3 separate regions of the Homo sapiens genome follow, and all the other regions are linked to region 2. A link is a contact called in ENCODE Hi-C or POLR2A ChIA-PET data. All regions are on one chromosome and are shown on one strand. The core of a region is the stretch at or near the end of the contact, and the rest is flanking DNA. Distances in the headings are between cores, read along the strand shown. Region 1 holds the start of BCL7A (BAF chromatin remodeling complex subunit BCL7A). Region 2 has its middle 40 kb from the start of MORN3. Region 3 holds the start of MLXIP (MLX interacting protein).

Region 1 (3,424 bases), core at 504-3,003, 390 kb after region 2:
TGGAGTGCAATGGCATGATCATTGCACCTCTGCCTCCCAGGTTCAAGCATTTTCCTGCCTCAGCCTCCCGCGTAGCTCAGATTACAGGCCTGCACCACCACGCCCAGCTAATTTTTGTATTTTTAGTAGAGACAGGGTTTCTCCATGTTGGCCAGGCTGGTCTCGAACTCCTGACCTCGTGATCTGCCCACTTCGGCCTCCAAAGTGCTGGGATTACAGGCATGAACCACCGCGCCCGGCCTTTTTTTTTTTTCTGAGACAGGGTCTCACTCTGTCTCCCAGGCTGGAGTGCAGTGGCTGGATCTCTGCTCACTGCAACCTCCGTCTCCCAGGTTCAAGCGAGTCTCCTGCCTCAGACTCCCGAGTAGCTGCGATTACAGGAGCCCACCACCGCGCCCGGCTAATTTTTGTATTTTTAGTAGAGACGGGGTTTCACCCACCATGTTGGCCAGGCTGGTATCGAACTCTTAACCTCAAGTGATCCACCCGCCTCGGCCTCCCAAAGTGCTGGTATTACAGGCATGAGCCACCGCGCCCGGCCAGTATTTGTTCTTTTCTTCATTTTTCACGTCAGGAGACTGCGTTTCAGAATAGTAAAAACAAATGCCTAGGAAAAGGCCTGCGGTCTCTCCATTTCCACAGTAGCGTGTTCCCCAAAGACCAAACCCTCAGGGGAAACGTCTAGAATGAGTAACAACTTAAGGCTGCAACCTTAAACTTTCCCAGGACTCAGTTTCCCCAGCTGTGAAATGGCTGCTGTCGGGCTGTCATCTCCAGGCCCGGGGCGCTGACATTTGGGCCACTCTCGGTCTCCCTCTTCATTCTGGGCGCGCATTAGCTCTGGTCCGGCCGGTTCCGCTGCAGCTGAACAGCAAGATGCGGCACCCAGGTTACCCTGATCATCGCAGATTTCTCCCCGGGGCTCTGTTCTGAGGCCTCAAAAGTGCTCCTTGTAGATGGGACCAGGGGTCATTTGGGCAGTAGCAGCGCCTGGTCTCAGTCTGGTACTGAAGTCAGGAATGGCTTAAGGTGAAATCGTGGTCCTCTGGTGAAGCTCAGCGAAGACCCCCTCGCCTTGTTTATGACAAGAGAACTTCTGGGGGCGGGAGGAAGAGTCCCTGTTACGATGCTGATCATCATTGAGCTTTTGCTGAGCAGAAAACTCTTTAGTACTCAAGGTCGAGAGTCTCTGGTGGTCTGCCTGGCACCAGGCACCTTCCTACAACCCTAGTTTTCCAAAAGGACAAAGCCTGGGGCAGGCGACGTCCTAGCTCGCATTTGAACAGGGCCGCGGGCCAGCAGAGATGCGCGATGCCCAACTCTTTCCAAGAGCACCTCGCGTCCCGAACCGGTGCCTTCAACTCGGAGAAGTCAAGAGACCCGCAAGAAACTTGCACGACTGCACCCGCCGCCGCGCTCTGGGGGCTGGGCAGGGGCAGCTGGGCTGGCTCCCGGGGAACGCGACCCCCCCGCGCCCCGCAGACCGGCTGTCTCCCATGGACCCCTCGGCACCTGCAGCCTCCGAGGAAGGGTCAGCGCGCGTGTCCGCACGCCCGCCCCCACCGCGCGCCCAGAGCCGGGGGTCGCCGTGCGCCCTTCGCCACCTCCCCAGGAGGGCGTCCGGGGCGTCCCCTCTGGGGGCGCAGGAGGCCCGGGGGCGCTGCCCGGTGGCCGCGGCGCCCGGAGGCCGCACTGCCGGCGGCGGCGGCGGCGCGGCTCCCCCTGCTCTGTGCAGCTGCCGCCCGGCGCTTGCGCACTGGGCCAGGCGCGCGGCGGCCCCGGGCTTTGTGTGTGTGTGTATGTGTGTGTGTGTGTGTGTGTGTGTGTGAGTGTGTGCGTGTGAGAGTGCGAGTGTCTGTGCGCGAGTGAGTGAGCGGCGGGCGGGCGCGAGTGTGGCCGCCGCGGAGCGCGAGCAGGACCCGGCGGGCGCGCTCCCCAGCCTCCGTCTCCCCGCCGGAACCATGTCGGGCAGGTCGGTTCGAGCCGAGACGAGGAGCCGGGCCAAAGATGATATCAAGAGGGTCATGGCGGCGATCGAGAAAGTGCGCAAATGGTAAGCGGAGGCGCCCGCCGCCAGCCGCCTCCCCGGCCGCCCCGAGCCCGAGCGCGGCTCCAGAGAGCCGCGGGGCGCAGCGCCCCGGCCGCCTGCCCCGGCCCAGCCCCGCCGCGGGCCCCGGGACTTGGCGAGGGCGGGCGGACGGGCGGGCGGCGCGCGAGCCGGGTCACCTGCGCCAGGCTGGGGCCGCGGCCGCTGCCCAGGTGCGCTCGCGCCTGTAGCCCACCTGGCGCGGCGGCCCGGAGGCGGCGGGCGCCGGGGCCAGGCGGTTGGAGCGGCGGGGCGGCCCCCGCCGCGGCGCTCGGCTCCCGGGAGGGGGGCTCGGGGCCGGCCCCAGAAGCCATTTCGTTTTGTGCAAGTCACATGAAAGCGGCTTCCCGCGCGCCGGGGCCGCGATGCCGGCGGCGGCGGGGAGAGCGCGAGCTCCATTGTGCAGGCTCCGAGCGGGCCGCCGCCGCCGTCTCCTCCCCGCGCACCCCGGCCCGCGCCCCGCCGCCCTCCGCCAGCCCCGGCCCGCCCGGCCGCCCGCTCCCGCCTCCCGGGCCCGGCGCCCTCGAGTCTGCGGAGTTTGCAGAGCGCGAGCCGTTTAAATTTAGCGCTTTGGGCTGCCTGGAGCGAGGGCTCTCGGCGACCAGGAAAGATGGGGGCGAGCGCTGGGAGCCAGCGGCCAGGGGCGCGGGGCGCCCACGTCCCACCCCGCTCTGCGCGGCGCCCCGGGCGGGGGGCTCGGGCCAGCCGATGTTTTTGGCCAGAAGCCGTTCGTCCTGGGCCGCGGCTGCCTCTCCACACCGGGAGCTCGTGTTTGTTTTGCGGAGGGAGCTGTTGTTTTTGTTCTCTGCACCGGGGAGAGGGGGACTTGGTGGCGGCCGCGCGTGGTTTTCGGGATCACATTAGCGTCCGCCCGGCGTGGCCCGGTCGACATTAAGGGGATCGAACCTTTCCGCGGCCTCGTCGGGGTCTGCTCGGAATCGGCCCCTGGGCCAGGCCCGAGGCGCAAGCAGATCGCCAGGTTGGGTCAGAGTTGTTGAAAACTCCCCGCTGCCTGATTTCAACTTTATTATTTTTTTCCCACGCCTTCACTGGGGTCCCGGAGGGAGAGGAGCCGCCGCAACGCTGGCTCTGAGTGTCAGCGCCCGCGGGCTCGTCTCGACCCTTTATTTCGAGCCTGGAAGCTGGGCAGGCCCTGTGGCAGGGGATGTTTACGTTTGGGGGTGTCGTTTCTCGAGTAGCGCCTCGGTCTCTAAAAGCCACTGGGGGCGAGCCTCCGGTGTGGCGGTGTCACAAGTTAGCTGTCCTTTCTGAGTCAAACCCAACAAAAAAGGCAAGAGGAAAATCAATAAAGTCCACGTGCTCCCCGGCCTCCTATGG
Region 2 (3,710 bases), core at 858-3,357:
ATCTGCCAAATCTCGGCCTCCCAAAGTGCTGGGATTACAGGCGTGAGCTACCACACCCGGCCCAATGGGCTCTTTCTTGATCTAGGGCATAGGCATGCTTTCCTTTCCCCACCATCCCAAAGAGCTGGAGTGCAAAGCCTCTGAGGTGTGGGGTGGGTGAGGCTGCGGATGGGCCTGAGAAGTGGCTCTGGGGATACCCTCAGGCTTGGCATATTGAAGTTTCTCCGTTGCAGGGGACTACATAATAACTACATTATTACCACTCGGTGATATCAGCCTGCCATGAATGGACTCTGCTCCCCGCCCCTCAGTTCTGTAGACCAGAGCACTCCTGCCCCCGCCACCAGTGAGCTAAGCCCTTGGCCTTGAGGGAGGGAGTGGCTGCACCCTTCGTGTTTTCTTGGGAAGGGAGTGTGTCTGAAACTCTCCCTGCTTTGCCTTGCAGCAGAGCCTGAATTTTTTAAGGCCCAGAGCACGCTGGGCCACAGTGGAAAGGCCGGGAGATGGGGAGTGGGAAGCAGCCTTCCCTGCTCAGTTACTTGCTGCCTGTGTGACCTCAAGCAACTCACTCTCCCTGTCCGGGCCTCAATTCCTGAATTGATCAAAGAAGGCTGCTACTCAAAAGTTTCTCTGACTTTGAGAATAAAATTGAGGGAGCCCCTGAAAGGAGATCAGGGAGTGTGTTTGCATAAACAGACGGCACTCTCATTTTTAGTTTAGACAGGACGGACTTCTGCTCTGTTAATTTCAAATCCTAAGAGACCAGGTTCTGCCTGCTGCCTGAAGAATCTCTAAAAGCAGCTGGCATTTACTGAACACTCACTCAGTGCTAGGTGCCTTAACTCCTGGGCTTACTCAACAACCCTCTGTGGTGATTTTGTCAAAGGGCTCTCCCAAGACCGCACAGCCAGTCTGGTGGAGCGGGATTTGAACCCAGCTCTGCTGGTGTTCAGAACTTGCTCAGGCACTTGTACCCATTGCGGTGTATAGGAACTCTGATTGATGTCCAGCCAGGGATGTGTTAGGACACTAGGAAATGAGAAATAGGGCAAAAGAGTTTCTTTTTTTTTTTTTTTTTTTTTGAGACGGAGTCTTGCTCTGTCACCCAGGCTGGAGTGCAGTGGTGCGATCTTGGCTCACTGCAAGCTCTGACTCCTGGGTTCACGCCATTCTGCTGCCTCAGCCTCTGGAGTAGCTGGGACTACAGGCGCCCACAACCACGCCTGGCTAATTTTTTTTGTATTTTTTTAGTAGAGACGGGGTTTCACCGTGTTAGCGAGGATCGTCTCGATCTCCTGACCTCATGATCCACCCGCCTCGGCCTCCCAAAGTGCTGGGATTAGAGGCGTGAGCCACCGGCGCCCGGCCGCAAAAGAGTTTCTTTTAAGCCAAAGAAAGTTTTATAATTGGTGGTGGGGAGGGAGCTACCAGTTGTCAGCTTTTCCCTGCAGCGCTTGGTATTTAAGATAATGGTTCCCCCTTTTCTTGTGGTCATGAGTTTATAGCTGCCCCAGGCTCCTTCTCACTCCTGAGGGGTGAGATCCAGATGAATGACACTTTCCTGCCTTCTCAAGTCCCTTCTTCCTTTCGAAGACAGGCCTCATGGTCAAATGTCACCTCCTTCTCTTGCTAAAAACAGTGTGGGGAAGTCAGGAGACTGGGGCAGCCAGTGGCATGGAGTGGGCCTTGGCCCACCCAGTCTGTCTCTTGGGGACTTTTATTTTCCCCCACCTGGGTGGAGAAGGCTTCCTGGCACTACTGATGGAATCCCCAAAGTTCTGCAGGCAGGGAAGGACCGAACCCCATGATACTCTCCATTCTGCAGTTACAAGAAGGTAACTGCATGTGCCATGAAGTTGGAAATCTATAGGAGGGATGGGATTGGGTGCAGGGTCTGACCATGCCCCACTCCCACTTAGACACCCAGCCTGTAAGTGAGCTTGGGAGAGGAGAGGGTGCCAGCAGCCCCAACGCCATGGTAACAGAGTGACAAGTTTCCTGGATTACTCTCCCTTGGCTTATGAGTCAGCACAACCAACTTCCTGCCCCCAGAGGGCTTCCTTCCCAGAGACCTGGAAAGTCAGAGGAGCTGACTTGACCTTTGATTGCCAAGGGATGGGGTCAACCAGGTGAGATTGAGGGAGGGTCTCCCACAAATCCTGGAGGGGATTGAGAGGTTCCCCACTTCATGGGTAGAACAGCCTGGCCAGGTGGCCGGGAAGTGTTGGGGATGGCTGGTGGGTGACCTCAGGCAAGAGGCTTTACTTCTTTGAAGCCAGTTTTCTTTTCTTTTCTTTTCTTTTTTTTTGAGACGGAGTTTCCTCTTTGTTGCCCAGGCTGGAGTGCAGTAGCACAATCTCAGCTCACTGCAACCTCCACCTCCCAGGTTCAAGCGATTCTCCTGCCTCAGCCTCCCGAATAGCTGGGATTACAGGCACACACCACCTCACCTGGCTAATTTTTGTATTTTTAGTAGAGACGGGGTTTCACCATGTTGGCCAGGGTGGTCTCAAACTCCTGATCTCAGGTGATCCACCCGCCTCGGCCTCCCAAAGTGCTGGGATTACAGGTGTGAGCCACCATGCCTGGCTGAAGCCAGTTTTTTAATGTGTATGGAGATGGCAGGTATCCTGCTCTCCCATGGACTCATATGAAGGTTCATTATGAGGCCAGACTGGGCCCATGAAACACAGGAATTTTCAGGGTCTGATGATGCACACCTTGCCCGGACCCTCTCTGATCTGCAGATGAGATTCTTGCTCCACACGGCAGTTCTAGGAACAGCAGGCCTCAGGCGCACCATCCTCCAAACTCTAATGAGAGATACAAAGCAAGGGGGCCTGGATATAGCATAGGATCAGCATCCCGTAGAGCTCCTTAAGCCCAGAGTACTCTTGTGGGCTTTGATTCAGGTCCTCTGTGCCTCAGTTTATACTTCATTGAGAGGCAGCCAGCCTCAGCCTGACCCCGTCCCCTGCAGGACTGGCGAGCATATGTGGTGATCTTGTCTGCTGGGGAAGGCAGGCTGTAACATTAGCCTGAGCTGAAGATAATTGGGAAGGTCAGTCTGCTGCCGTAAACAAAATGCTTTCCATGACCTGGGATCAATTATTTTTGGATTATCTGCCTCCTCAGTTCTCTGCCCGCCAGCACCCTTTTGTTCCCAAGTTCTAGAGCTGGTTCAGAAGTTTCCTGTAATTTCTATGAAAATGAGTTGGAAGGAACGACTCAAGTCATAAGACACTGAGCCTCTGTGACGTGTTCAGAGTTCAGGGACCATGTAAATGAGCAAGAAATTGCTATTACTATTCCTAGTACTGATCACTGATAGTAATTATTATTGCTGTTGTTGATTGGGCTCTTGCAATAGGCTAGATGGTGCCCCACGTAGCATCTTGTGTGATCCTCCTATAAACCAGGTGAGTATAGGTGATGGTCATTGAGAGGAAAGACTTGCGCATGGTCACCTGGCTGGGAAGCTGCAGAGCCCTGTGGCTGTGGTGTAGCGCCATTGCTGTGGGAGAGAAAGCATCAGAGAGTGTAGGGGAACAGAGCTGAGAAGCTCAAGCAGGGTAAGGTCAGAACAGACACTTGAGCAAGACAACTTGGTTCAAATCCCAGCTCTACCTCTTATAAGGGCAAGACCTTAGGCAAGTCATTTAACCTTTCTGGGCCTCAGTTTCTTCATCTTTAAAATGGAGTACGGCCGG
Region 3 (3,440 bases), core at 228-2,727, 450 kb after region 2:
ACAAAACAACAATAAAACAAAGCAGAGTGCAGGAGTGGCTGTGGACTCTGGACGCCCTGCTAGGATTAGGATGGGTGTTCCTGGCTCATGGGCCTCACTGGCTCTTCTGATGCCCTGCCACCCCCACCCCAGACTGGCTTTGAGCCCCGGAAACCTTGACAGCTTTCTAGAGGTGTCTGTCAGTTAGGTTGTGCCACGCGAAGTTGCCGTTTCTGCAGGTCAAATAGTGGTGGACTATTGGCAATTTCTAGGCACCTCTGGTCTGGTTGATCCAAATCCTCCAACCTGTGGCACATTTATTTAGCGCTCATTTTGTGCCAGCCTGCCTGCTAAGCAACTTATAGCCATTTTTATTTGTATTTATTTTTCTTTTTGAGACAGGGCCTCGCTCTGTCGCCCAGGCTAGAGTGCAATGGCGCAATCTCGGCTCACTGCAACCTCCACCTCCCGGATTCAAGCGATTCTCCTGCCTCAGCCTCCCGAGTAGCTGGGATTACAGGGGTGCACCACTACGACCGGCTAATTTTTGTTATTTTTAGTAGAGACAGGGTTTCACCGTGTTGGCCTGGCTGGTCTTGAACTTCTGGCCTCAAGTGATCCACCCGCCTCGGCCTCCAAAAGTGCTAGGATTACAGGCATGAGCCACCGCGCCCCACTATAGCCATTTTTAAACTGTCCCAAGTTTCTGAGGAAACGGAATTGTTCACCATTTGACAGAGAAGAAAACTCTGGCTCAGATACTCCCCTTTTAGAATTGTTTCGGGGGCTGGCTCGTCCGTCAAACTTTAAAAAAATAACAACAGCATGCTGAGTTGAAGTTAAAAGAGCTGGGGTCTGGAGGTCGCTGGGCTCAGGGGCGCTGCCACTCAACAGCTGCGCCGAGCTGGGGACGCGCAGGGGAAGCAAGTTCCCAGCTCTGTGGACTCCAGGTCTGAGAAAAATCCTGTCGGTATTCAGCCACCCAGTGTTCCCATCAATACGATGAGAATAATGAGGACAATAGCCACCACGTCCGGCAAACTCAGGCGTGAGCTGCGAGGACTCGGTACCGCCCGGCAGGGAAAAAGCAGGGCCTGGAGGCCGAGGAGCCCCACCCGCACCCACCACGTGGAGCCGGCCGGGCCTGCGGCGAAGCCACAGGGCGACTCCCGGGGCGCGGAGCGGGGCGGGGGCGGGACTAGCACGGCCCCACTCTGCCGACGCCTCTCCCAGGTCGCGACACCGGCGAGCCGCTCCGCCCGGCCACCGTGTCCCTCAGCACCCACGGACGCCGGGAGAGGAGGAGGTGGCGAGGGGCACGGCCGGGAGGCGTGGCCTCCGCTTCCCCTTTTTTTTTTTTTTTGGTCCGCCTAGCTAAGGAAAGGTTCCCCTGCGCCTTTAAGAGGCCGACGCGGGCAGCCGATTGGCCCAGACGCCTCGGTGACGTCACGCCGGGGCCGGAGCCCTCCCCCTCCCGCCGCGCCGCGCGCTCGCGGACAGTCGGCGCGCGGGCCGGGCCGGGCCGGCGCCCCTCTGCCTCGCGCGCTTGTCGCGTTGCCCCGGGCTCCGGGGGATGCCCCCGGCCGAGCCCTTCTCATGGCCGCCGACGTCTTCATGTGCTCCCCGCGCCGGCCTCGCAGCCGGGGCCGCCAGGTGCTGCTCAAGCCCCAGGTGTCCGAGGACGACGACGACTCGGACACGGATGAGCCGTCCCCGCCGCCCGCCTCCGGCGCGGCCACCCCGGCCCGGGCCCACGCGAGCGCCGCGCCACCGCCGCCTCGGGCCGGGCCGGGCCGCGAGGAACCTCCGCGCCGCCAGCAGATCATCCACAGCGGCCACTTCATGGTGTCGTCGCCGCACCGAGAGCACCCGCCCAAGAAGGGCTACGATTTCGACACGGTCAACAAACAGACGTGCCAGACCTACAGCTTCGGCAAGACTAGCTCCTGCCACCTGTCCATCGACGCCTCGCTCACCAAGCTCTTCGAGTGCATGACTTTGGCCTACAGGTAGGGACCCCCGCGACCCCCTGAGGCCCCGGCCGGAGGCCCTTGTTTGACAAAACAAGCGTGGAGGGAAGGGCCGCCTGGCAACCCCGTGGCTTCATGCATTCCCTTTGGGTCTTCCTCCTTCGGGAGGGTTTATGGATCTGGGGTTCCCCGCGTTGCCAGAGGAGCCGGGGTCCTGGCCTCTTCCCCTGCCAGCAGTGCCGGGGTCCTTTCGGGTTCACGTTCCCCATCCAGGCCCTCCCCTCCAGTGTCCTGGGACCACCGATGTTGGACGAGGAAGAGGTATAAACACTGGCTGCATCTTGTGTTACCCGACTCTATCGACTCCTTCCTCCAAACGCTTTGTGTGTTTCCCCCATATCCAGCAGCGGTCAGGACCACCTGTTCGGGGTGACTGGAGGCTGGCTCTGCTGTTTAATGGTTGTGTAACACCTCGGAGCCTGTTTCCTCCTTTATAAAAGGGGAATGACTGTAGTGTCTGCCTCCAAGGGGCTGTTGTGGGGATGGAGTGAGATAGGTAAATTGCTTATTCCAGTGCTTGGCCAGAGTTAGGTGTCCCTGCACCTGGAGGCTGGCCCCCTTACAACCTCATCGGGAGGCCCGCCCCCATCTCGGGAGGGCTTTGGGTGCCTCCTAAGAAGACTTTTGGTGCCACAGCTGTTGGAGGTGCAGTCTGTCCTTCTGGCAAGTTGGAGGGTTTTCTGGCCGGTCCTGAAACATTATATGAGGGAGATGTCATTGTTGAGGGCAGACATCCCAGACACCGTTCTGACATGTGGATTCGGCTCTGGGCAGAGATTCCTCTTTTCCAAGTCACAGAAAATGCCTGGCCCTCAAAGATTAAAGCGCTTTTTCACTCTCTCTCCCTTTCCCACTATGAATATTAGGTATTTGCTGCAGGTAACTTTTTTGTCTGCGCAACAGAACTTCTTTGGACTGGCAGCAGCGGCCTTGAGCAGCTTGGCCCTGCAGAAAGCTCATGATGGGATCTCTGCTGAGTTAAGCTTATTGCATTAGGAACTGGACTAGCGGGGGCTGTCTTAGGTCTGCTCTGGAGGCATCGCGGGAGAAGTTTCCTAGGAGACTCCATAAACAGCGTAATAAAAGAGCAGGAATATCTTGCCCCCTCTCACCTCACCTTTTTAAGAGAGCTGTGAGCCCCAAGCATATCCAGGTTTAAATGTTATGCTTTTACCTGAAGTTAAAATATTAGATACTTAGCCCTGGATGGCACCCCCCTCACCGCCGCGGTCCCTGGAATAAACGATTAGTCAACTTGTTCTTTGTTATGTTCCTGAAACACCCCTATTTCCTCTCTTGAAGGTTTCCCTGATGATCTGTTCCCGTAGCTCCTCCTCCCATCCCCCTTACCCGGCACATTGGTCAGTCTCTGCTGATTCTCTGGTCTTGCCAGTTTGAGCTGGCACTGAGCCTGTAAAGATGTTCTGCTTT

Evidence for each region. A loop is a pair of places that touch in the nucleus more often than their neighbours do. ChIA-PET counts read pairs that join two places held with the same protein, here RNA polymerase II (POLR2A). Pooled maps may share reads with other maps.
Region 1: a pooled map shows a loop between it and region 2 (2.3-fold over the local background). The contact joins the promoter of BCL7A here to the enhancer-like site in region 2. A Hi-C loop is called at or near these places in 5 of 50 pooled maps. POLR2A ChIA-PET finds 5 or more read pairs at or near these places in 3 of 52 experiments (B cell, HepG2 and naive thymus-derived CD8-positive, alpha-beta T cell).
Region 3: a loop to region 2 is called in a pooled map, with 4 times the contacts of the local background. The contact joins the promoter of MLXIP here to the enhancer-like site in region 2. A Hi-C loop is called at or near these places in 7 of 50 pooled maps. POLR2A ChIA-PET finds 5 or more read pairs at or near these places in 3 of 52 experiments (PC-3, WTC11 and activated naive CD4-positive, alpha-beta T cell).

The regions. Positions count from the first base shown.
Region 1 is chr12:122,020,131-122,023,554 of GRCh38, forward strand. It overlaps BCL7A (BAF chromatin remodeling complex subunit BCL7A), which reads left to right and starts at 1,754. Exons shown (of 6, transcript NM_001024808.3): 1 at 1,754-2,053. The coding sequence starts at 1,962. RefSeq lists silencers at 1,633-1,712, 1,843-2,162, 2,313-2,472 and an enhancer at 2,307-3,122.
Region 2 is chr12:121,627,909-121,631,618 of GRCh38, forward strand. It overlaps the pseudogene ORAI1. Among named protein-coding and RNA genes, the nearest start is that of MORN3, 40 kb to the right of the region's middle. RefSeq lists an enhancer at 522-581. Within about 2 kb of position 2,108, at least 2 of the 41 ENCODE cell types and tissues checked have a DNase peak (open chromatin) inside an H3K27ac peak, as active enhancers do.
Region 3 is chr12:122,077,279-122,080,718 of GRCh38, forward strand. MLXIP (MLX interacting protein) reads left to right here and starts at 1,478. Exons shown (of 17, transcript NM_014938.6): 1 at 1,478-1,988. The coding sequence starts at 1,576. RefSeq lists silencers at 1,021-1,300, 1,311-1,760 and an enhancer at 1,821-2,060.